5 separate regions of the Mus musculus genome follow, and regions 1, 2, 3 and 5 are each linked to region 4. A link is a loop called in an ENCODE intact Hi-C map of the cell type or tissue named here. Cell type or tissue: heart. All regions are shown on one strand.

Evidence for each region. A loop is a pair of places that touch in the nucleus more often than their neighbours do. Peaks named below come from ENCODE experiments on the same cell type or tissue, not always from the same donor. Only the 100,000 strongest peaks of a DNase experiment are listed, where the experiment ranks them.
Region 1: it touches region 4 in a loop (3-fold over the local background); 6 of 42 quality-filtered maps call a loop at or near these places.
Region 2: a loop joins it to region 4, with 2.8 times the contacts of the local background. A loop is called at or near these places in 8 of 42 quality-filtered maps.
Region 3: it touches region 4 in a loop (6-fold over the local background); 12 of 42 quality-filtered maps call a loop at or near these places.
Region 5: a loop joins it to region 4, with 2.2 times the contacts of the local background. A loop is called at or near these places in 5 of 42 quality-filtered maps.

What each region holds. Positions count from the first base shown.
Region 1 is chr15:41,786,435-41,791,434 of GRCm38, forward strand. All of the region lies in intron 3 of Oxr1 (oxidation resistance 1), which reads left to right. Among named protein-coding and RNA genes, the nearest start is that of Abra, 81 kb to the right of the region's middle. In heart, no CTCF peak of the experiment used is centred here; DNase peaks (open chromatin) are centred at 2,207, 2,617 and 3,107; H3K4me3 peaks cover 2,416 bases; H3K27ac peaks cover 1,612 bases.
Region 2 is chr15:41,323,745-41,328,744 of GRCm38, forward strand. No RefSeq gene overlaps it. Among named protein-coding and RNA genes, the nearest start is that of Gm41312, 8.8 kb to the left of the region's middle. In heart, a CTCF peak has its summit at 2,101 (motif pointing right); no DNase peak of the experiment used is centred here.
Region 3 is chr15:41,654,246-41,659,245 of GRCm38, forward strand. All of the region lies in intron 3 of Oxr1 (oxidation resistance 1), which reads left to right. Among named protein-coding and RNA genes, the nearest start is that of Oxr1, 210 kb to the left of the region's middle. In heart, a CTCF peak has its summit at 3,064 (motif pointing left); no DNase peak of the experiment used is centred here.
Region 4 is chr15:41,444,534-41,449,533 of GRCm38, forward strand. Oxr1 (oxidation resistance 1) reads left to right here and starts at 2,949. Exons shown (of 17, transcript NM_001130166.1): 1 at 2,949-3,056. In heart, a CTCF peak has its summit at 2,997; DNase peaks (open chromatin) are centred at 2,138, 2,738 and 4,088; H3K4me3 peaks cover 2,501 bases; H3K27ac peaks cover 1,529 bases; H3K27me3 peaks cover 238 bases.
Region 5 is chr15:41,610,536-41,615,535 of GRCm38, forward strand. All of the region lies in intron 2 of Oxr1 (oxidation resistance 1), which reads left to right. Among named protein-coding and RNA genes, the nearest start is that of Oxr1, 170 kb to the left of the region's middle. In heart, no CTCF peak of the experiment used is centred here; a DNase peak (open chromatin) is centred at 1,906; H3K27ac peaks cover 460 bases.

The DNA of each region.
Region 1 (5,000 bases), 340 kb after region 4:
AGACCAAGATCAAAAGTCGAGTTTAGGGGAAGGTAGGGACAGGAGAAAGGACCTCTTTCTGAGTCAAAATATAGAAAGGAACTCATATAGAAAGATAAGGAGAAAAACTGAAGAAAAATGAGCATTCATATTTGATGGCCTATGTATGATTCTCTGGGTCCTGTAGAAGATAAAGTAACATTTGGGTGATAAGTTTGGTACTTCACCAGGATGATGACAGTTCAGATAACATGTGTAGTGCACAGGACAAAAGGTTGACTGTATAGAAGTATTAGGGTTCATCTGAATTTAAATCAAATTTGTAAAGCATTCAGTCATATGGTATACAGTCAGTATGGTATACAGTTTGTCCAGAAGCTCTGGCCTTCTGTGATACAGATGCAGAAATGGGGGAGAGGGGCTAACTCCTTGTAAAATTGTACTTGAAGCAGAAGAATGCAGGTTCATACTGTTTGCAAACGTGGGTATTAAGAACTCAAACACTATTTGCTTATGCTAACCACAAAAGCAAGTACATTTAGTGAGACAAGAGAAAACAGACTCTAGAAAAGTAATTTCGGTTTATCAAGGTTTTTCTTTAAACATATTTTTGAAGCACCCTCTCTTTCTGTCTTCCCCTCCCTCCCTCTCCCTCTCTATCCTTCTCTCTCTAAACTTTATTTTGAGACATCTTAGTAGGATGCTCAGGTTGGCTTTGGACGTTTAGTGTCACCTTATGTTCTATTAGAGCCAGGACTGCAGGCCTGTGCCTACCAACCCTGGCTCACATGCTGATGCTCTCAGAGAACTCAGGGAGGTACTGAGCTGAGTAATGCCTTCTACTGAAATGTAAGTCTCAGATATAACCAAGACAAACTAACCACTGTTCTTAGGATGTTAAAAGGAGTTACATTCCTGGCTGGTTTATGGATAACAGTCTAGAAGTCCAAAACAAACAAGGCCAGATTTTGTTGGCAATGCCCCCTTCTAGTTACAGACTGTCTTAGCTGTGGATTCTCATGTGGCAGGTAGGTCAGAGCTCATGGCGGCTGTATCTACCAGGGGGCTATATCCTGGTCAAGAGGGCCTCGACCATGACTTAATGACTTCAGTAAAACCTCCTGTGGGGATTAGGGTTTGAACATCTGACTTGGGGTATCACAAACACTGTACTTATAGCACCTGACCAATATGTCCTTAAGAGATACAGAAGGAAGGCTGGAGCAGATTTAAAACCAAGCAACACTTCTGAACATACGGATGCTTGCTGAGAATGCAATTTTGTTGGCCTCTTTGTCCTAAGCACTGTAAATTAGGCATTCTGGGGAAACTGCCCACACAGTCTATATTTTTAACCAGATATAAAGTTGATGCTGCTGTTAGGATCCTGAAGTTTATTCAATCAAGTGAGAATTTAAACTGATAATGGTGAAGGCATGGGGAAAAAGCTGGGTCAAAAGATTTAAAACATTGATCAGAGGGCAGCAGCCCCAGAAAGAATTATCGTTAGTACTTCAGTAACTGGGCAAATAAGTTCCCCCATTTTCTGGACTCCATTCTTCAGAGTTCTTAGCCTTTTAATGTCCTAAGCAATTTACAACTTTTCCTCAACTACTTCAAGATACTGGAGATTCAAAAAAAGAGGGCTCATTTAATTTGCAGGAAAACTATCAAAAGTATAAACAGATATAAAAAGAATAAGCAGCTCTCCCAGGAAGCAAAACCGAGTAGTAAGCCTATGTGTCAAAACACACTGATCTTTCTCAAATCTCTTGTTTTCCACCTAAAAGGTGGATCTGTTCATCAGAGCCCTCACTGGATTGGATTCCTGCAAAAACAATTTAGCATTAGCTCATAAACTCACAGCGAACCTTACACATGGACACTGCAATATTTAAACTCCGACTGCAGTCTCAACATTGAAAGTACCCATCACTTCACTCTTAAAGATTGTTTTAAAGGTGCAAGTTTGTATATGATTTATCCGCTGCGGGCCCGCGGAGCTCCGACACAGACAGACAGACAGACAGACAGACACACACACACACACACACACACACACACACTCACAGGAGTTTCCCACATCATTAGCAAAAACTTTGCTGGGCTCTAGAACTTCTGGTACGCCTAGCAGTGTGTCTAAGCTGACTGCTAGCCCCACGTCGCCCCGGGGAGAGGGGAGAAGGCTAGGGGGTCCTCCCTTCCGCAGCGGTCCAGAAAGTCCGGCTGGGTCCGGGACGGGGCGGGGCAGGGCGGGAGGGGGGGAGCCGGCCTGCTCCACCGCGGAGGGACGGTGGGGGAGGGCGGATCGAAACGGCGCGGGAGACAGAAAGGTCCCGGCGATTCTAACCTTGGGTCCATTCAGGAAGAAGAGCCATGCTTTGCTAAGTTAAGCTCTGCCCCGAGTGGGGTGCGGCAGCGACTGGCAGAACTTTTTGGAAACTTTGTGCGTCCGGACTCCCCCGACAGGGCGGCCGATGGTCCGTCCCGGGCCGAAGGAGGAGGCCTGGCCCGCGCCGGTCGCCTCGAGGCGCGGAGCCGCCGCCCCCGGCTCGGCAGGCTGGGCGGGCGCTGTCGCGCGGCGGCCGCGGCCCAGAGAACCGAGGCGACGGGCGGCGGCATGGACTACCTGACCACGTTCACCGGCAAGAGCGGCCGGCTGCTGCGGGGCACGGCCAGCCGCCTGTGGGGGCTCGGCGGCGGCGGGGAAGCGCGGCAGGTGCGCTTCGAGGACTACCTGAGGGAGCCGGCTCCTGGCGACCCGGGCTGCGGGCCGGAGGAGCTCCGACCGCCCTCGCCGGCCAGTCCCGAGGGACCGGGTGAGTCCCCTAGACCCCGCGGGGCTTCGCCTCCCGGCGCGCGGACGGGGACCGGGACTGGGGAGGCGGCGCCACGGGCAGGTGTGCGGGCGCGCAGGTGTGCGGGGGCCCCGAGCCTTGCAGCTGCGTGGTGGCCCTTCCTGCCCCGGGCAGGCGCCACCGACTCGTCCCGATTCAGCGTGCGATCCTCCCCTCTCTTCTGCCTCCTCCAACCAGTTGTGACGTCCATGGAGTTGGACTTCCAGAACGCCGTGTGTGCGCAGCCTTTGCTTTGGTCAGTCGTTTTTCTTGGTGCGAGCCAGCTGCTAGGGCTGGTGTCCTAACTTTAAAAACAAAAACAAATGGTACTTTGTAATCGGAAGCGCTTCCCTCCCCTGGGGACCTACGTGAGTTTTGCACTGAGTGTTTGCTTGTGGCCGAACGTGGAAACTTTTCTCACGTATTTGTATTGAACCGCTGTGCCTTCTCATCCACCACGGCAACTTGGGCTACTCTTTTTAAAAAAAGTTTAGCCGGGCAGTGGTGGCGCAAGCCTTTCATCCCAGCACTTGGGAGGCAGAGGCAGGCGGATTTCTGAGTTCGAGGCCAGCCTGGTCTACAGAGTGAGTTCCAGGACAGCCAGGGCTACAGAGAAACCCTGCCTCGAAAAACAAAAACAAAACAAAAGCTGTAATGGCACGATACCGATCCCTACCGAGAAATGTAAAGTGCTGCGTAAGCATTCTGGTCTAACGCGTATGGTAGCTTTTCCAGCTTTGTTGGCTTTCTGTGGAATCAGGCATTTGTGTATATAGTTTTTGCAGCTTGTCTTCATATGTTTGTGGGTGCTTTAAAGGTGGCTAGTTAACTTGAGCAGTTCAATTTTAAAAGTTGAGAAAAATCACAAAATACATAAAAATTTGTCCATAATCCCGCACCACTGTTTATTATGGAGCATTGAAGTAATGAGTATTCATCACTGGGGGTGGGCATGTAACTTATGCTTTGAAGAAACTGGACCTTTAAAATCTAGTTTCAGCGTGTACCTTTAAATATATCTTTCTTTACTTTGCTCATTTTGTCTTCTTTCATTAGAATTCCTGATTTCTGTTCTTGAAATCAGAAAGAACAAAAAGGGTGTGTGTGTGGCGGAGGGGGAGGGGGGGAGAGGGGGTAAATTTGTAAAGTTATTGGCTGGATTAAGAATAATTTTAAAGTTGAGACCAGGAATAAAGAATTATACTTGAGGATGTTTGAGTAAAAATAATTAATGAAATTAATTTTCCTACTTGAAGACAGTTGCTCTTGGTCAGTCTCTGAATGGGTGACTGCATAATATGTGGACTACCCAGCTAGAGAGGGATATAATTGATGTCTAACAGATATGCACAGACATACAGAGCTTTCATTTTTTAAAATACAGTGAGCACACCACTAGATCTGACATTTGTCTTCAGATCTGCAACTTCAGGAGCTATACAAACGCCTCTTCTGTTGAAACTGCTTATGAGTTCCCTGTCCATTCTAACGTTTGTGCTGCCCCAGAGCTCACAGTTTAAAGAGGCCCTGAGAAGTCTTTTGGTGGTGTGACCACAGTAAGTGGGTGGACCCGTCCTAGCTTTAACTTGTGAAAGAACTTAGAAAAGTTACCAAATCCCTCTGGGCCTGAATTTCCTTGTGTATGAATGTGGTTGGATTAAATGATCTCAGAGGTTCTCAGCTCTGGAGTCTTTACCATTGGGAGCAAATCTGGTGACAAAGATACTCGAGACAGCTTGGGAATAGCATGCAGCAGTTAAAAACATCGCCTGTCTAAAGTTAAGAGGCAGAGTTCTGAAGACTTCCAGTGAGCCATTGCTAAGGCTAGAGCTGAGGCGGGAGAGCCCCTGGCTGGCGTGCACAGAGTAGGTGTAGCTCCTTAACATTGTCCAGATTGTAAGGGGCAGCACACGTGCATTTGTATATAACTGCGCTTTTAAGATCTCTAAGCAGTCCTTGTTTAAAATAGGAATTTTCTTCTTTGGACCTTGCAGTTGGGTTTGGGCTGAGATACAGTTGTTCTTGCATCTTTAGCTTCTGTCATCCTTCTAGATAGATTTTTGGTTTGTTTGTGGTTGGTTGGTTGGTTGGTTGGTTGGTTTTTTACAGCTTACATTTCTGTATACCTGTCCTTTAAAAATTCTTGAGTCCTTTGACTCCTGTTAATGCCTCCTGTTAAGAGAT
Region 2 (5,000 bases), 120 kb before region 4:
CCCAAGACAACTGAGATGTGTTTTGGCTACAGCATCCTATCCTTGGGCCAAGGGTGTGAACCAGCCTCCTCTGTGCAGTCTCCTCTTTGTTTGCTGTTTTCAGAGATTAAAGGAGGAAATGAACCGCTCATGATTTAGCTTGTCTCCACGGGGAGCTGTGACACTTCCCCGCACACAGCATTTTAGGAGATCATACTTAATCCTAGGCAGACTGTCATGCTGATGATGAGCAGGAACCTGTGGATATGATTAAGGGATGGCCTAGGCAGCTCCGTGAAGATTTCTCTCCACTTACCGTCAGCGTTGTGTTTAAAAAAAGTGATGGAAAAGAAAGGTGACCAGTGGAACCTGGAGGAACACTGCACAACGAGCTCTGAGAGAATTGTCTTGACCTGGTTCCCCGGCATGGAAGACATGCGTGAACCTTGAATCACTGGAACAGGTGTGCTTTCCCAAGTAGTACATGACATAGTTACTAAAGAAAGAATCAATTCAACTTGATAGTTACCAGGGCCAGGAAGCTAGGTGAACATTGTCACTACTGCCAATCTTACGAGAGTGATGTCCCCATAGAGCCCAGATGGCATATTTGAATTTGAAGCTGATTATGCCAAGAGGTGAGTGTGAGAGAGCCACTCAGATCTGTGAGCAGGACCATGGAAAAACTGCTATGATCCAAGAGCGTGAAGAGAGATAGACATGAAGAGGGATTTAGAACTCTCTAAAGCACCCGAGGGAATCAAAAGAACCGACGACGTACACATCCAGTGTAATAGTCATTCCCCTTCCTTTTGGTCTCTTCTAGTTCCATCGAAAATAACCGGAAGAAATCCCATCTGTTTAAAATGCACAACACAGAGTTAAGGGCATCAGAAACAAGTTTTCAGTGAAGATGCTTGCCTGCAAGATGAAGACAAAATTTGCAAGAAGTGCTAGAACAATAAGTAAATAATAAATAAAGTCAATTCAAACCAGGTACAAACCAGATTTGCTTCAGGAGCAAACCTAAGTGTGATATTGTATCCATTGTCTTTTGTGTGGTTCTGATACTGTGGATGGCAGCTTCTGGTTTTAGACTTGTGTGGTCAGTGTTGGTTCATTCAGTGCCAGATGGGTATCTAGTACCAATGGTGGGTAACCAGTACCAGTGGTGGGTATCCAGTACCAATGGTGGGTATTGAGCCAGAATATAAAAAGCTTTGCTGCAACTTAATCATCTTTACTTGAATCTCTGCTTCTCTCTGGGAAGCAGTGTAAACTTCCACACCAGCAAACCCAGCAGAGGGCAGAAAGTCCAATGATGTGAACTATCTGGGTTCCTCTAAACCGAGCCTTCCTATGGGCTAGAAGCACTTTGGGATTCCTCATATTAATGATGAAAGCTCACTTAGAAATTTTGAGTATATTAAGTTACACAAAAATGAACTTAAATAAGTTCTTGACGATTCACATAGAGGAAAGATTAAATTCGATCCAGAAAGTTGAATCTGAGAAATTTCATTCAACTGTGCCTTCAAGAAAGTTTGTGTATATAACTTTGCCACGTTGAGGCTGGAAGAGAATCTGCTGCAGGCCTGTCTCTGGGGGGTGTAGGTGTCAGTCTTTGTGTCCAGTGGTGGGATACTTAGAATAACGAAGTACATATTACAGTCTGACTAGAGTAAAGATGATTGTTAATTTCTTGTATGTGTGATCGACACTAGTTTTCAGTTTTGGTTTGGTTTGGTTTTTCGAGATAGGGTTTCTCTGTGTAGCCCTGGCTGTCCTGGAACTCACTTTGTAGACCAGGCTGGCCTCGAACTCAGAAATCTGCCTACCTCTGCCTCCCGAGTGCTGGGATTAAAAGTGTGTGCCACCACGCCTGGCTAGTTTTCAGTTTTAACACAGAAATTATATACAGCCATGACTTGAGAAAATAGTAGAAAAATGTAGTTAAACTTGTAATGATAAAAATGATTTTCAAATTCAGTGTTTATTTATAACATTTTAGTGAAATGATTCATGCTGGAAATATTCAAAAACGGTGATAATGAAAGCGCTCACTTCAGCTTGATAATTCTAGAGATACCGAAGTTCTATCTTGGCCACCAGAGGGCGATGTACATCACTACCTTGTAAAGAACAGCTGCATTGTAAACACAACAGAAATTAAATTTACAAAAATAAAAACGTATATAGTTGTATGAATAATTAGCAATTTTTTGAACATGTTCCCCTAGTAGACTCTAAAAACACGGTATGTGTGTTCATATTTGTGCCAAGGTGTATGGAGATCAAAAGACAACTAGTGGGATTTAGTTCCTTCCTACTAAATGGGTTCTGGGGACTGAATTTTGGATCACTGGGCTTGGTGACAAGTGTCTGTACCCACTGATCCATCTCGCCAACTTCTCAGTCACATTATTAATATTCTACCCAACAACAGCAGAACAGACATTCATTACAAAACTCACAATGCCCAGAGGAAGATGGAATATATTCTGAACTATTAAACATGTCTTCAAAGATTGTAAAGCATTTTAAGACATGCAAACTGTTTTACCTGTGAAGTATTTGGTGATAAATGAAAAAAAGAATCCATGTTAAAATATGTGGATTTTTGATAAATCAAAAAATAGGAAAAATTTTAAAGTAACAGATGCCTTACTCAGAAACTAAATCAGGTCTCAGATCATTAAATCGGCTTCCCTTTTAAGAAAGAAGATTGTGTAAATAAATGAATAAGTAACTAAAGTGAGTACAGGAAAATAACATGAAAGGAAAGACAAAATGTACAACACAGAGACCGGGCAAGGTGGAGACAGGGCCAGATAGAGATTAGGTCTGGTGGTGGAGACACACAGCTTTAATCCCAGCACTCACTGGGCAAAGGCAGTCGGATCCCTGTGAGTTTGAAACCAGCCTGGTCTACAGAGCGAGTTTCAGGACAACTAGCACTACACAGAGAAACCTTTTCTTCAAAACCAAAAATAAACAAGAGGGGAAGGGGGAAGGGGAGAGGGGAGGGGGAGAGGGAGAGGGAGAGGGAGAGGGAGGGAGAGGGAGAGAGAGAGAGAGAGAGAGAGAGAGAGAGAGAGAGAGAGAGAGAGAGAGAGAGAGAGAGAGAGATCTGAGACAGAAGGGAATTATTAGGTGAGATCATTTTATGGTTATTAAATCGATGGACCGAGGCAGAAAACCCATGACATCACCACAGATCCCAGAGGGCTGCTGTCTATCACAGCACTTGTAACTGTAACCTGTGAATGAACAAAAGAATAGTTGTATGGTCACTGATCTTTCCTATATGATGGTGATAGGACTTTTTGTCTGTTTCTTTTGTTTTGTTTGTTTCCTTGGACTTCTGTGTTATTGAGACAGGATCTTATACTGTATCCCAGGATAATCTGATACTATGTGCTCCAAGCTGTCCTAGAACTTGTAACAGTTCTCCTGCCTTAGCCTTCCAGCCTGCAGTTAGCCTGGCTTCCAGGTATGATAACCACACCTAGCTTTCATCCACAAGATTTGAGAATTTCTCTCTGGGGCCTTCACTGAATCTTTTACTTACACAACAGTGTTGTGATACTATATATGTGTCCCCCTTGTCCCTACTGCAGACAAAGCCTCTGCAGGCATGTGCTAGGAAGGTGTGGGGAAACATAAACATCAAGCACATTAAACTAGTGATGACTAGCTTCAGACAAAACAGATCAAATGCTAGCAGAGTCAGTAAGTTCACTCAGGGTAAATTATTGGGAGCTTGATGGTTTTTCGAAGGAAAAACCAGCCAAAAATGGAAGAAGAATGGTTTCTCCTATTATCAAGAATGAACATATTTTAATTACATTCCAACCACCTGAAATTCCTCTTTGCAGTATCTCTGTATTGGGACCAACTTTTATTCTTACTGTTTTCATTATGTTTTTACCTCAAAAAAAAATCTATACTTTTAAAAAATCTTTTCCTGAAAAGAAGTATTCCACAATTTCTGAATCACAATAAGAATCAATGTCTGGAGACTTATGACAAGATAAAATCTCATTTTTTCTAAGATCATTTTCTCCTATTTTTATATCTCTATTTACATAAATTGCGTCATTCTCATTTTTAAATGATGTATTCTAAACAGAATTCTACATATATTAAGTTTCTGGCAAGCACTGTGCTAGTCTGAAAAAAGAAAAGCTGATATCCCACATATGTATCCCTTTCCTAATCCCTAGAAGCTGTGAATGTTACCTTACATATCGAAAAGTGAACATCCATCTTATCTTCAATATAACTCTTTATAGATGTAAGATCTTCAGACTAAGATGTCATTCTGGATTGTTCTAGGATCTGGCTGTCATTACAGTATCTTCAGGAGAAAGAGGCAAAGGACAGCTTTGCACATAAGCACATGTGTGCACACACATGCAGATACACTGCTTACATACAAGGCTTTATATATAAACAAATACATATATGTACACACATGTATGCACACATGTTTACAAACAAGGTTTTATATATAACCAAACACATGTAAGCACACACATAGGCACCAATGCACAAGAAAGTGAATTAGAGTCAGAGGAGATTGGGTAACATGAAGCAAAAAAAAACAAAAAACAAAAAACATTAATTTCAGGGTCTGGTAGTCAGAATCATAGGCCAAATTTATTGGAGTTTGTTATAATAACTCACAAAAATTATTTTAGCTGTTTGATGTCTTTAATTTAAAATTTAAAAATATATCCAGGAGGAAGCCTTAGTAGCTAATATATTCATGTCTTGTCATTTAGAGGAAGAGCTGAACTAGTAATTCAATCCACTAAGATTTGTTTTAGATTGACATTTTTAGTAAGTCACATGAAGGCTGAAGGCAAATCAATACAAATTATATGATTCCAGTTTGAAATCCTGAAGTACTTCCAGCTCAACTGCATGTTGATCAGCAACCAGTAAAGTCAGTTGTCACTGAGGTTCCCAAATGGGTGAGCAGCATATAAAAGTCTTACCAGTTTCAATTACATACA
Region 3 (5,000 bases), 210 kb after region 4:
CCCCAGAGAGAAGAGTGCTCAGGAATTTTGAACTTTGCTGGAGACTGTTATATAACGGGACTAAATCCATTGAGCTAAAAACTTCTGTATACCTGCCTTTCCAGTGGGTCCTTGAATAAGCAATTCTTCAAAAGTAACAGTTTGCAGCATTTCAGGTAAATTTAAGATGAAAAGCTTTGTACGTGGGTACACGGCAGGTAGGAAGTTGTGGATATGAAGTAAGAAGATGGCTACTTGGTCCTGCATACTTCTTAATTTGGAGAAATTTGGGTATGTTTGATCAAATAGTGGAAGCTGGGGCTTAGACAATCAAAATGCTATTGGGGAAGTTGAATATTTCTGGCACCTGAAATCCCACAGTCTCAATATGGAGTGTTTGCCTGAAATGACAATATTTTTTCTCAGGTATTTCAGATACTTACATATTTATATATTCAAACATACATTAAATATTTTATATTATACATCATAACCAGGAAAGTAGGTTTCTAGTTCTAAAATCTGGGGCATGTTCTGGTTTCTTATGAGGCATTGCTTCCTTCAAACTTGATGAAATGCCTCACGTAGGCTGTGTGCTCTTTCGGAATTTGCTGGTTGAGACTGCTTTCCATTGCTTCCCCTTCCTTGGTCTTCTCATAGCTTTCCGTGTTCTCGATGACTTTCTCCAGGCTTTAAAAAAATAATAAACATGTAGAAAACATAGTGTTCTAAGGGGTATCTATCATCAAAGACTTTTGATTGATATAAGACAGTAGAGCAGACAGGTGCATATTTCCACTTTCAAAATTTAATGTTAGCACATTTCAAAAAAATGAATCAACCAGAAAATCCCATAAGGCGTATGTCACTGCCTCTTTGCCAGGGTCCTTTGCTCCTGCTTTTTGTCACATATGCAACCTTCTATACATTTCTGATTTATGAACTGATCAGGAAGAGTAAGTGTTTTGCCTTCAGAAAATAAAATTTGTCTTATAAACTCCTTATTCCATCTAAATAAGACAAAAAGGTTGACACACTAACAAGCTTGGACCATAGTGGATAAAAATCCCAAGACTATAGAAAAATAGAAGTCTAGAAGTTAAATTTCAGGACAGAGAAGTAAGCTGTGGGTTATTTTCTTGTTGTATTTACTCTGTGTGCATGCTTGTGCACACATTTATAGGGTGTAGTTACCTGTGTATGCACACGTTTCTGCATGTGGGTATTGGGTGCACTTGTCTATGTTGTACATGCACTTGTGCATATGTATATTCGCTGTACTTACTTGTGTGTGTATGTGCTTGTGCATGTGTGTATTGGCTGTACATACCTGTGTGTATATGCTTGCCCATGTATATGTTGAGTAGACTTACCTGTGTGTGTACATGGAAATCCAGAGGTTGACTTCAAGTGTCTTTTTTATTGTTCTCCATCTCACTTTATGAAACAGGATATCACCAAGACTGGCTTATCTCTACCCGACTAAGTACAAGTGTTACAGGCATGTCCTACCACACCTAGTTTTTGTGTAGTTCATGGGGATCTAAACTCTCATGCTTGTGCTGAAAGCACTTCACCCCCTGAGCCATCTTCCCAGCCTCATGGCAAATTTTTAATTCATGAATTTGCAATGGTTTGATTTCTTATCAGTTTCAAAAACATGTTTAATTACTGTGTTGAAAGAGTTGTTTGGATTCTCAGCTTTAATTTGTCTCTGTAACCTCTCTTCTAATTTGACTCTCAAAGCATTATTTTTAAAACTAAAATATATCAACTATGTAACTGAAAGTTCATTTCATAAAACAAATCTATTTCCGTATCCCTTCATTTAAAAAGTACCGTTAGTAAAAAAACAACAGCATTTTAAAACTCCATGTGTGTTACAGTTCTCTTCTGCAATGGGGCAGAAAGAAAAGGGGATTTATTAGAATGACTGACAGACTGTGGTGGACTGTCCCGTCTGCTCTTGACCAGCAAGAACAACACGACACAGTCGGATTCTTGCCTCGATACTTCTATGGGACCCCAGGCGCCCAGGGAGGCCTGCTTATATGCACCCCAGCACAGGAGAAGGCTCTGTGGCCCCCTCTGATTGGTCAGTCAGCCGGCACTCAATTTGCATGCACCCACTTGGGAAGGGTTGGCACCAAATTTGAATTGACGCCTGCGCAGTGGTGTTGTTTATGACAAAGGCAACCGGAAACCGGCACCATCTTGGAGTTGGCTTCCCACAGTGGACCACAGTCCAACAATGGCTAGCTACTGAGAGAAAGTCTAAGTTTTCAGTAATTGTTCAGTCTGCAAGTCTGGGTGTCTCAGTTGGTCTTCAGTATACTCCAGAATCCCACAAAAGTGGACTCTAATGCCGGTGAAGGAACGGACTCTCCAGTGTGAGCCAGAGGAAGCAGGCAAATAGCAAAAGTTTCTTTCTTCCTTGGTCATTATCTAGTCTGCCATGGCTGGAAGGTGTAGCCCAGATTTAAGGTGGAACTTCTTCTCTCAAAGAATCAGGATTTAGGGTGGGTCTTCACATTTCTAAAGATCCAATCTAGAGAACTCCCTCACAGGTGTACCTAGCCACTTGGCTTTTAGCTAATTGACGATGGAGTGCGGATGACAATCATGAATAGCCATCACAGGATGAATTAGGAATTTCATATTCCAGAATAAAATAAGTCCCTCTATCCTATCTCAGGTAATCCTCAGAACAATTCTGTTACACTCTGTCTATACAGATGAGGAATCATGTCTAAAAGATGCAGAAGAGGTAAACATGAACCATACATGACAGGCTCTGCAGGCAAAATTCGTTCCCCATTTTAGGCCTGAAGAGGCAGATCTGTCATTGAACAGGAGGACAGCCATTCCTCATAGGGGTTGAACAGAGATAGTCTATGGGTGACATAGTACAGTGACATTTCTAGAGGTAACACAGTGTCCTAAATAATCTCATGGAAAGAAACTGTACCCATCAACCTGTAGACCAGCCAGCCAATATGCCCTTTCTTTGCAGGGTACCTTTCAGTGTCTCAATTCAGGATTTGTACAACTGAAAATCCCAGGGATCCCTCTGGTGGTACAGTGCAGTACTACAACTAAGTCGATCCCTGGCCCTCTACAATTCACTGTATTTGAATCAAGCTGGAAGAATTTTTATTTTAAGAAAAGCTAGAACAATTTGAAATGCCTCTTTAGGTTAATGAGAGATGTAAATAGCTTCTCTAGGAATTGATTTTTGACCTCAGTTATCTTTCACAAACTTCTGTATAGCATCTATTTCCTACTGAGAGAACCTTAAGAAATAGATTATGCCTTCTTTGCACACATGGCTGTCCTTAATTAACCCTAATAGAAGGTGTTCATTAAAAGTAGCATCATATCAAAAATTGATAGCATGCAAACTCACTTTTTATAGAACAATCAGTCTTTGAATTCGTATAATAAAATTTCACTTATTTAGAATAAGTAGAGGGAAAGCTAGCTACTCTGTCTATATGAAGCCTCAATCTTCATTTGAACCTTTAAAAAGTAAAAATAAGTCACTAGATGAGTACTGCATTTTAGGTAAGAATGTCTCACTCTCCCCTCTCCCCTCTCCCCTCTCTCCCCTCTCCCCTCTCTCCCCTCTCCCCTTTCTCCCCTCTCTCCCCTCTCCCCTCTCTCCCCTCTCCCCTCTCTCCCCTCTCTCCTCTCTCCCCTCTCCCCTTTCTCCCCTCTCTCCCCTCTCCCTTCTCTCCCCTCCCCCCCCTCCCCTCTCTCCCCTCCCCCCCCCCTCTCTCTCTGTGTCTGTGTATTCTGCTCTGTTCTGCCCTAGACAGCTTCTCTTGCTACTCATAAAACTCTGGTTGAGGCAGCTCTCTCTTCAGGTAAAAATTCTACAAGATATCTGGATAGCTCATGTTTTTCTGACCAATGTTAGAAAAACTGCTACAAAAGAACTATTAAGTCATCTGACCAAGTCAGAAATCCTGTTAAGAAAAAAACTCATCAAGAGCCGCTTTGCTCTCCAAAGATCTCCAGACTGCTCAGCTCTCACTAGCGAAAATTATAGAGAACTGCTACCACTTTCTGCTAGTTCATCCCATGAAGACCAAAAGCCATTTTTAAATTTACATATCAATTCAGTTCTTTATTCCAGGCTCCCTTTTGATTATTCTATGAATCTACATACTGGTGGCCCCAGCCCTTTGATTCTTAGGAAACAGCAAGCATAAGTTTTCTTTTAAGATAGCAAAATCATTTAGAGATCTGATTGCCTCAGTTACACAAAGACGCTAAACTAGCTGGGTGGGACCCTATCCTGAAATTACCATATGTACCACACCTGGGGCTAACCTTGCCATGTCCCAGGCTGACCTTGAACTCAGGAATCTGCCTATATTTGTATCTGCTTGCCTTTGTATCTTTCTGATAAGTTGACTCATTAATGCAACTCCCTTTGTTCCTTTAGATTCATGAAGTTCTCATAATTCATATTGCGTCCTTATTTTTGCATAGTTGAGAAATTATATATTTTCAAACTCATGTATTTAGAGCTCTTCTCCATAACCTTTAGGGCTGAAAGTCCCAGTGCTTGCCATTTGCTGAGACATAGCCACACCTTCACCTCCTGGACTCCTGCTGTCTGATTATCAAGGAGTCAATAACATTAACAGAGAAACCATTCCTCGGAGGAATGTGAAATAATATACATTGTTACACAAACAAGTGTTATGCCACTACAGTCATCAATACTGCTGGAGGCTCACACTGGGATTCTGTCCTAGGGGCAGGAACCAAGTCTCTCTGTCCCCACCAGGGCCACGCCTGCTCAGCAGCCAAAGAAAGTCAAAAGCTTGTGGGTTCAGCTGGGTGGAGTATAGTGAAATTAAATATCAGAGAGAATTTAACAAATTCTAGAATGTCTACAGTTTTTATTTTTCTAAATATAGCTGTTGTCTGTCTAGAAGAGTATAGATGTCACTTTGCCTCTGTAGAATGTCAAGATTAGCAGACATTCAAAGTGACTTTAATCAGTTGAC
Region 4 (5,000 bases):
AAATAACAGCAATAACAACACCCCAAAGCTTTAGTAATAGGGAACCTGTCCTTTCCTATAGAGATAGACTGGAATGGAGGTCTCAGCAGCCTATGGCTCATTAGACAGCTTTAATGAGAGTGACTCCACTTTGGAAGCAACCCAGGCCTGAAATAAAGATGAAAAGGCTACAAAGAGGGGACTAACTGTTGCCTTTAGGGAGGCAAATCAAAGTATTCTCACCTGGGAAAAGGAAGAAAAAAACCTCTTCAAAGTGGTATCCTTTTGCTCATTTTGATAACTCAGACCGAATATGCCAATAGTCTCTGTCTCTGTCACTCTCTTTGTGTGTCTCTGTCTCTCTGTCTCTGTCTGACTGTGTCTCCCTGTCTCTCTCTCTCTGTTTCTCTGTCTCTGTCTCTCTCTCTCTTTGACTGCAGGGGAGGCAAGACTCTTCAGGAAGGCAATGCACACTGTTTCGTAAGTTTCATGGGTACCTTCAGCTACTAGATATTTTCCTTTTGAGAATCTTTCTCTAGGGAAGATAGATTCATCTGTGTGGGTCTAGACAGCCAATTGGGTTTGTATTTTAAGCCTCATGAGAGTAAGTCTTGATCTGTTTTGACAAAGAAAATAAGATTGTCAACTTTGTCCCTGATGCATGGATGGGAGTGCATTCTGCTCGTAGGGAAGGAATATTAACACCAGCACAGGAAACAGTGCTTAGAACAGGGGAATACTGCTCTATGGTCCCGTGTCGGGCAGGAGGTCCCACCTCTGTGAACCAATGTATAATTTTCTCAATGTATCTATGCTAGTGAGTTGCTTTCACTTGGCATTCAAAGTCTTGAACGCAGTACATTTTGAACCATAGGTTTTATGTAGGAACCGAAACAGACTTTAAAGTGAAGGCATGTCCCCCTACAGAGAGTGTGTGTGCAGTGTCAAAGAAATGTCAAGATCACACCACCTCAAGTGTGACTGGCAGGAAGTAATAGTGTGATGGCACCCGTGTGCACAGCATTCATCTCTCATCCCATGTTACTTAGGACAGGAAAGGATAGATAAGCTTAAGAGATAGCTTCAGAGGAAAGAAAGTTAAACATAAAACTAGACTGTGATTGCAAATTGAAGGATCTGATTTAGGAGTATGTCTTGAGCAGAGACATACACTGTTATAGCGCTGTTAAAAAGTACAACCGTGTGCCTTCTGTTGGCAAGCCAAGCTTTCCTAAGTCTCAATAATGGCAAGTGAATGCATTTTTATTGAGCATGTACTGTGAGCTCTTGGTGAAGCTCAGTTCTAGTCCATGCATAACCTCAAAAGACATAAATGAACTGGGATAAAATAGTCACTTTCAAGAGAACGCAAAATCTAGGCTCTGGATTTCCTTCTTACAAGTAGAGAAAACAAGATTACCAAATTCATTAGCTGCACTGAAAACTGCGCCTAGTTTCCTGATTTCTTACTCTAACTACAGCTATGGATTTCAGGAAATAATAGGTTATATTTAAACTTGGGTAATTTCTCATCCGGCAGATTTTGGGTTCAATTAGGTATTATTTCAGGCAACAGTTGTCTCCAGGCTTCAACGTCCTCTTCTGTCAAATAAAAGCAATGAATTCTTAACTGATGAATCTAATTTGGTGACTTCCAGAGAAAAAGCTAAAACTATAACTTGACCCAGGAAATATGTGAACATCTCATTCTTATAATTGAAATCTTTATTGATTTTTTCAGGGTAAAAAATAATGGGTTTCATTACGAAATGCATGTACATCACTATGCTTTTCTCAAATTCATTTCTTTTCCTTTTCAGTATAAATATTTCCTCCTCCCCTTTCCTCTTGGCTTTCGTTTTACAGACTGATGGACGTTTCACTTTCAAAGGAGAGAAGAGATAACACTAGTTGTCAGCAATTGAGGTGGGGTATCCTGGAGATTAATAGTGAGAACCCACTCACTACCAGGTTTTGAGAGGCCTTTGGGCTGATTTGCTGGTCGGATTGATGCAGTCTCATCTTGGCAAAGGGACCGACTTCCTTCAAGAAAGGGCCGAGGTCCAGTCTACCTAGTTGTACTTTGGCCCCTACCCCTACTCCTCTCTCATAATTTCCCAGGCAGAGTTGGAAAGGTGGGAGCGGTGGAAGTAGAAGGCAGCAGGCAGGGAAAGTAAATTACAGTTCAGGCAACAGGAACAGTGCCTCCAAGGTCAGGCTGAGTGTCAACTAATTATGTAAAATCCTGCGGAAATAGAAGTCGGGGAGAAGCCCAGCCTACTCTTGTATTTAAGGAGATCTTTCCAGAGCCCCTTTCAACCCACAGCCCCATACCTTCACCCTTTGGCCAGATCTTTGTATTTTGCCCGCCTTCCTTGATTTCTCGTTCCAATTCCACCAGAATAACCCTGAAAACTTTTTTCTTCCTCTTGGTAAGTCAGTAGCAGAGGAGCTTTCCCATAATTTCAGACCAGTATCTTCTCGATGTCTCTGTCTAAGGCCCTGAGGCTAGGGCTGCTGGGCAGCTCTGGGGACCGGGGACGGGAAGGGGTGCCATACCCCGCAGCCTGGAGTTGGGACTCTGCTCTGGCTACCCTGGCAGGTGTCTGTTCTTGGGGCACGGTTTCCCAGGGCAGGGGTCCAGGAGGACGCCAGCTCCCGGAGCCCGAGAGTTCGCTGCGGGGACGCGCGGAAAGGGGGTGCGCTGGCAGCCGGTAGCTTCCTTCCGCAGGAGCTATTTTTAGCAGGGCTTCGCCCCCCCTTTTCCCGGAGCCGCCGGCGTGGTCGCCTCCAGCTCGTGGCCGTCGCTCTGCAGCTCGGCGCCGCCTCCCCCGCCGCGGATGGCTCTTGGTAGCTTCCACGCGGGCAGGTCCGGAAACTGAGCAAGTCTGCAAGCGCTCCGCGGCCCCGGCGGCGGCGACGGCGGTGGGGGCAGAGCTGGGCTGCGTCAGGCTGAGCGCAGTCCGCGCGCGGCCGCGGGAGCGCAGTGCCAGCGCCGCCCGGCCCCACCGAGAGGGGCGCACTCGCCGCTACGGGGCTCGCACCGCTCGCCGCAGCCCCCTCCCGCCGACCCGCAAGTAAGTTTGTGCGGCTGCTGGGCGCCGCCGGGGCGAGGGCTAGGCGCTGGGGGAGCTGGGGATGGCGAGCGGGAAGAGCGCCTGGACACCCGGAGAGCGGGCAGCCTTCTGCCTCCGGAGTCCCGCGCTTCTCCCAACCGCTGGGCAGGTAGAGAGCTCCTGCTTACAAGGATGCTCTAGCAAAAGCTATAATGAGCAGACCCCGGAGGGTAGGACTGGCTCAGGGTTCAGGTGTGGGTCACTCTGGAAGGAAGAAGGACCGCGGATGAGGGAGCGGACCCGGCAGGCCAGGAGCCGGCTAGTGCCCGATGGGGAAGGGAAGGTTTGGAGAGCAGGGACCTGCCTGGGAACAGCCAAAAAGGGAAAGTGGTGTCCCTAGGACTGACAGAGGGTCAGAGAGCAAAATAGAAGGGCGGTGTGTCCTGAACCAGGATGACAGAAGGGGAGATAGATGGAAAGTGGGGCGTGTGAAAAGCGGATTTGTAGGAGAGTAAAGGACGCCAGTGGAAGGGTCAGTGGGCGCCTGATGGGCGGGTGAACTTGGTTAATTCGGGGAATCAGAACAAGCTTAGGTAGATATGATGGAAAGAGGCAGATTTAATTCAAGCCTCCGGAGGGAGTGTGTGAGGCAACACGTTGTGAGAACCAGCGGGTTTAGAAAGTGGCCTGGAAGGGAGGGCTGGAAAGGTGATGAGGGATATGGGGGAATGTGAGCAGGGAGTGGGGTAGATTCATGCCTAGGATAGGGAGGAAGGGGAGTTGCAAACCTGTGCATAGGGTTGGAGGCTTCCGTGAGTCAAGTCCCATGGTAGAGGTTTAGAGGTACTTCTCTGAGGTTCCTCTTCCATCTCCTATCTGGTTTGGAGGCTCCTAGGATCCTGGACAGAGATGAAGCAGGGAGGAAGGTAGTCACTTAAGGGGAGCCACCAGTGCTTTCGCTTACCGGATTGTGTATCCGGGTTCCTTTTAAGCAATGTGGGGCTGGGTTTGTGCGTTACACAGAGGGGGAGTGGTGTGTGTTCTAGGCCAAGGGGATCCCTAGTCTCCTATGGGGAGGGGGAATTTGTGTTTTGGGCTGGTTAGTAAGGTAGAAGTCTGCAGCGTGCAACACGCAGCAGGGGGTGTACATGCATGCGCTTTGCAGGTGCGTGGTGCAGGCCAGGGGTCCTCCGAGCTGTGCAGTCTGTCTCCACGACTGGGAGATCAGGACTCTGGACGTGGTCCAGGACAGGATTAAGGGAAACGTGCTTCCGCTTCCAGTATGTCTTCTGCCTCCTTTTGCTGGTTACATTCTTTCTGGCCCAGTGATGGGTTTCCATAGCCTCCCTCTGGTTACCTTTTATTTGAAACCTGATGCTGTTTGTCTCCCCTGATTTCTGTGCTTAGAGGATGCATCTCAGGCAGGGTTGTTCCCATCTTTCTACTCAGGGAAGGAATCTGAGAAGTCCCTGATGTCACAGGGGCTCTGGAATCATGGGGCCTTCTCAAAGGACATGATGATCATAACATCTGTGGATTCCGTAAGCAGGTAGCTTCAAATGGACTGGGAGAGGCAGTGAGTAGGTTGGGAACAGTGACCATTACTTACCTGTGTTTTGAAGGGGGGTGGGGGGGCTTCCTCTCAGTTCCAGGCATGCAAATCAATGACTTACGAAGGGAAAGACCAGATTAGTTCAATAAGCATCGGAAATTATGTTGCAAAATAAAATGTCCATTTGACTAGCAGAGATTTTACCCACCAGCTACATGAATCAAGAAGAATCTGCAGGTTCCAGGTTGAGAAATGGCAATGAAGAGGTGGGTGTCACCACGACCACGTCTTCTCAAGCTCTGTCTAGCTGAGCATGGTTTGTTGGTGGGCAGCTTTTAAAGCTGCACTGTTGGAGTAGGAAATGAAGCTGAAGCAGGGGCTGGAAACCGGGGCCATCTGTGTGCACTAAGGAC
Region 5 (5,000 bases), 170 kb after region 4:
TTTCATAAAATAGTTACCTGCTTCACACACACACAAAAAAGCACTTCTAAAAAATTATTTTCTTGCAAGCCACTGTCTCGTATTTTAGGAATTTTGATGTGCATGTAGAATTGGAGCCAGTATCAAAGCTTCCAACTGTGCAGCAACAGGCTGATTTTACAGGCATTGCAATGAAAGAAAAGATATAGATAGATGATGATGACACATACATGGAGGGAGAGAGGAGGGATAGATAGATGAGAGATAAATAAATCATAGGTAGATAATAGATAGATAGATAGATAGATCATAGATAAGTAGATGATAGGTGACAGACAGATATATAGGGAAGGAGGGTGAAGGAAGGAGCGAGAGAAAACATCTAAAAGCCAACAACAGACCTTAGCACATGAGCATATGAATATACCATGTTATTAATGGATCTCCATCTTTTTTCTTCTGCTATCTTCTCCTCACCATTCAAAAATGTACAGTTTTGCCCTAAACTATGAAATTTTTGTACACTGAGGCTAATTTATTTTCAATTCTGTGCTCTTATATTTTGAATACTTCCTTGGTGAAGCATTGTTATTTTTTAATTGATACACAGCAACTGTACATATTTATGGAATATGATATGTATGATAATTCAATACATACATGTAATGATCAAATCTGAGCAATTGGAATATGTATTAGCTCAATTTTCTTCTGTTAGGAACATTCACCATGCCCTGTACTAGCTATTTTGTAGTGTATAATTAATTGTTGTCAGCTATAATCACCCTTCTGTATTATGAAGCATTCTCTTTATGTCACTCTCTCTTCACCCCCCTAACCACTCTTCTCACACAATGCAGGAAGACGTTCTACCCTGTGGCAGTGCTTTGCTCTGAGAACTTGCTTGTTCTGAATTAAAGATTATTCAGTAAACATGACTGACTGTAGTTTGATATAATGTCTTCCTCCGATTGGCTATGGAACCATATGGGGTGAAAAGGCCCTATTCCTGAGTTACCCTGGGAGGTCTCCTGATGCATACTTGTGTGTGACTGGTACCCTTGCTCAAGCTATGCCTGGCAAGGTCTTCTCCTTTTGGTTTAATTAGAATCTCAGAGTTCTACATTGGATAAAACCTATGTTTTATCTAACAACACCAAAGCCAATATTGGTGTGCCTTCCATCAGTGGGTTATGTAACAATAATTAATTTAGTGTTTAAAAGTTTTAAGTAAATCCAGAGATCACAAGTTAAATAGAGTAATTACAAGGAAGGCTTCATAAAACAAGTTTGAAGTCTTAGTTCAAAAGTTTTCTGCTAATAAAAATAACCCGGCAAATTAAATGGAGGTTCAGGCTTTTTTCTTTTTTAAGTTTTAGAGTCAAGTGTATCTAGATGCCCCAAGTTAACAATAACTCCGTCTATTTATGCGTATGTGATAAGGTGATTCTCAGGGAGACACTGACAGGAGGGGATTCTCTGGAGAGTGCTATCAAAAACTCTGTCTGGTCTCCTCTGATGCAGCTGCCTGGCACAGTGGGATAAAATGTGCTACACTTTGACTTCAGAGTGTGGCTTCCAGGTAATCCATGAAAAATTTAACATTCCAGTTCTGTGTGGGAAGGGAGGAAGTGCTGCTGAGTCCAATAATTCAAGACTTTGTTGACTGCTCCCTAGCTTCTGCATTGCTACTAGGTGATATAAATGAAATGTCATTTCACTTCACAGAAGGAGCTGCCAGTTATTTTGCATAACAGACCAAGAATGAAAAGGATCATTTTGTACTGTTAAAGCCTTTGAGAGGAAGTGATCTATAACATGGAACTGAACAGGAAACTTCTTAAAGCAAGCCTGAGTCACTGCAAGCACTCAGAAAGACAGCTGTGACTCATCACAGGTCACCCAGAGGCTGGGGCTAGAGCTGGAAATAGAACACAGACCTCGGCCTTTTCTCCCCACCTACTTCCTCTGACGACTTACATCGATCTGTTGAGTCATGAGACCATAACGTAGTGCAGCTGTTTCCTGAACAGCTTTTCATTAAGGATTTTTGGCTTGTTCTAGTTTACTCAGCAGAAGCAGTACTTACTAAAGAGGCATTGAATTTTTATGCAGTGAACAAAGAAGCTAAGAAATGCAACAACAGAATTTGCTTACATATATATATATATATATAGCACCATTGTCTAGTGTTACTCTCTGATAAAAGAGTTGTGTCACAAATTGTTTAGTACTCTGAATGTCATTTGAAAGAAAGAGAAGAGCAGCTATCACCGATGATGAGCTAAGTTTTCTCTGTATTATGATTTTATCTATGTAAGTTTTTAGCTTTTAGAAAATCCATATAATAAACAATGCCACAATATGTTAGGCAGCTCTGAGCCTCATTAATCTCTCTGCCCAGACACTAATACGACTTTCTAGAGACTCAATCTGCGGAGGAATGAGAGGTAAAAAAAAAGGCTCCAACATCCTACAAATAAATAGACATTGATCTTCACGTATGCATGAATGTACATGTACCCTATAAACTGCAGCTTCATAGTATCAAATAGACCATTAAGTGCCTCAGACATCCTAACTGGCAAAATGTTGAAACAACTTCAACTGATATTTTATTCATATCCCACTTGGTAAGCTAGAGTATGCTCACTTAAGATCAAGTTATCTATTAATTTACTAAGTGCTTGCACCATAGCAGAGTCTGTGCCCAGCAATGGGGCCCACTGCTAAGCAAAATAATTACTTCCTTCTTCCTTGCTTCCAGAAACTTATCGAAGAACCATCTTCTCTCCTCCTATGTTTGCCTAAATAGGTGAAATATCTTCTGCTTCCTATGTAGCATCTTTCCCTAGGGGGAAGATGATCCTGATTTTTGAAAAAACATAGGCATATCAGTCTTATGGTTCTTATTTTCTTAATGTTTATGCTATGACTTTGCCTCACTTGTGCATACCAGGTTTTTACTACTGTATCAGTTTCTCATTTTTTTATTTCTCCCCTCACTAATGTAATAAATATATTGCTTGTGATATGTGGCATTTTATTATCATTTTATCACAAAGTCTGTCAAAAATACATCATTACGGCAAGCTTTCAACAGCTGTCATGAAGAAGCTGCAACTGGGCAAGATTCATTCACAGGTGTTCTGTTTTCTTTTACGTATTTGGTTTACTTTTATTTTATGTGCCTTGGTATTTTGATGGCATGTATGTCTCTGTGAGGATGTTGGATCTCCTGGAACTGGAGTTACAGAAAGTTATGAGGTTCCATGTGGTTTCTGGGAATTGAATTCATGTCCTCGGGAAGAACGCCAGTGCTCTTAACTGCTGAGTCATCCCTCCAGCACCTGTCCCATTCTCTTTAAAAAAGCATAGATTATTGACTATTAGCTGACTTGTACGCACAATAATTCACTATGTAGCTATCCTTTTAAAGAGTTTCCCGTTTGGTGCCTGTGTTATGTAAGCAAAGGACTATGTATGCAGAGCCACGGTTGATGAGCAGACATGGCCCTAGTAGTATAGTTTCCAGTGTACTCCTTACTATTCACCCTGAAGTTACTTTCAACACCATTTCATTTCATCAGTGCTTTGACAATGAGAATGGCCCAAGCCATGGAGAAGCTCTTTCATGCCCGGAAATATCTGCAGACTTTCATTATCCTGCTGAAATTGCCTATGCCTTCAAAGGCTGCCATGGCCAGTTTCCACAAGCAAGAAACAACACTTCTAATACATTATTTTCTCTTACCGTTTGTCTGGGGATATTGGTGAAGAACAAACAATCCATGAATTCTAGTGCGACACAGAGATCCATTTCTCATTTGCTAATACCTGTCATTCTAAGACATTCCCATCTAAACACAGCCCTGGTTTCAAGAACAACATTAATAATGATGACTGCTGAGTTTGGAGGCAGAATATAAATGTTGCGATTACCTCTTTCTCATACCTGTGCAAAATCAGGACTATTGATGGATGAAAATTTTCTATAAATATTATCATTTTATAAAACCAAATTAATTTTATAAAACGTTACAAAAGCATGAATTTCTAAATTATTACTGTTCTTAATGTGATCATTTAAGAAAAAGAATTGAAGAAAGACAGAATTCTTCCCTTTGCTCAGAAAGGAAAGTATGCACTCTCTAAAAAAATGACTGGCAGATAAAATAAAACCATGAAGGTAAAGAAAGAACTGTCTCAGATATTTAGTGTAAATACTTATAACAGTGTAACATATTTTACATTATGTATTTATTATATACAAATAGTACAATAAGTTAATATGCATGAAACTCAAGAACGAAGACCAAAGTGTGGACACTTTGCCCCTTCTTAGAATTGGGAACAAAACACCCAAGGAAGGAGTTACAGAGACAAAGTTTGGAGCTGTGATGAAAGGATGGACCATCTAGAGACTGCCATATCCAGGGATCCACCCCATAATCAGCTTCCAAACGCTGACACCATTGCACACACTAGCCAGATTTTGCTGAAAGGACCCAGATAGAGCTCTCTCTTGTGAGACAATGCCGGGGCCTAGCAAACACAGAAGTGGATGCTCACAGTCAGCTATTGGATGGATCACAGGGTCCCCAATGGAGGAGCTAGAGAGAGTACCCAAGGAGCTAAAGGGATCTGCAACCCTATAGGTGGAACAATATTATGAACTAACCAGTACCCCGGAGCTCTTGACTCTAGCTGCATATGTATCAAAAGATGGCCTAGTCGGCCATCACTGGAAAAAGAGGCCCATTGAACTTGCAAACTTTATATGCCCCAGTACAGGGGAATGCCAGGGCCAAAAAGTGGGAGTGGGTGGGTAGGGGAGTGGGGGGGGGTATGGGGGACTTTTGGGATAGCATATGAAATGTAAATGAAGAAAATACCTAATAAAAACATTTTTAAAAAGTTAATGTGCAAGTACCTATGTGTTAATTATGCATCTTATGTATACATATAAGACAGAAGTCAATGTCCACTCCAAGGAGAGAAAACTAAGGGGACATAGGGCA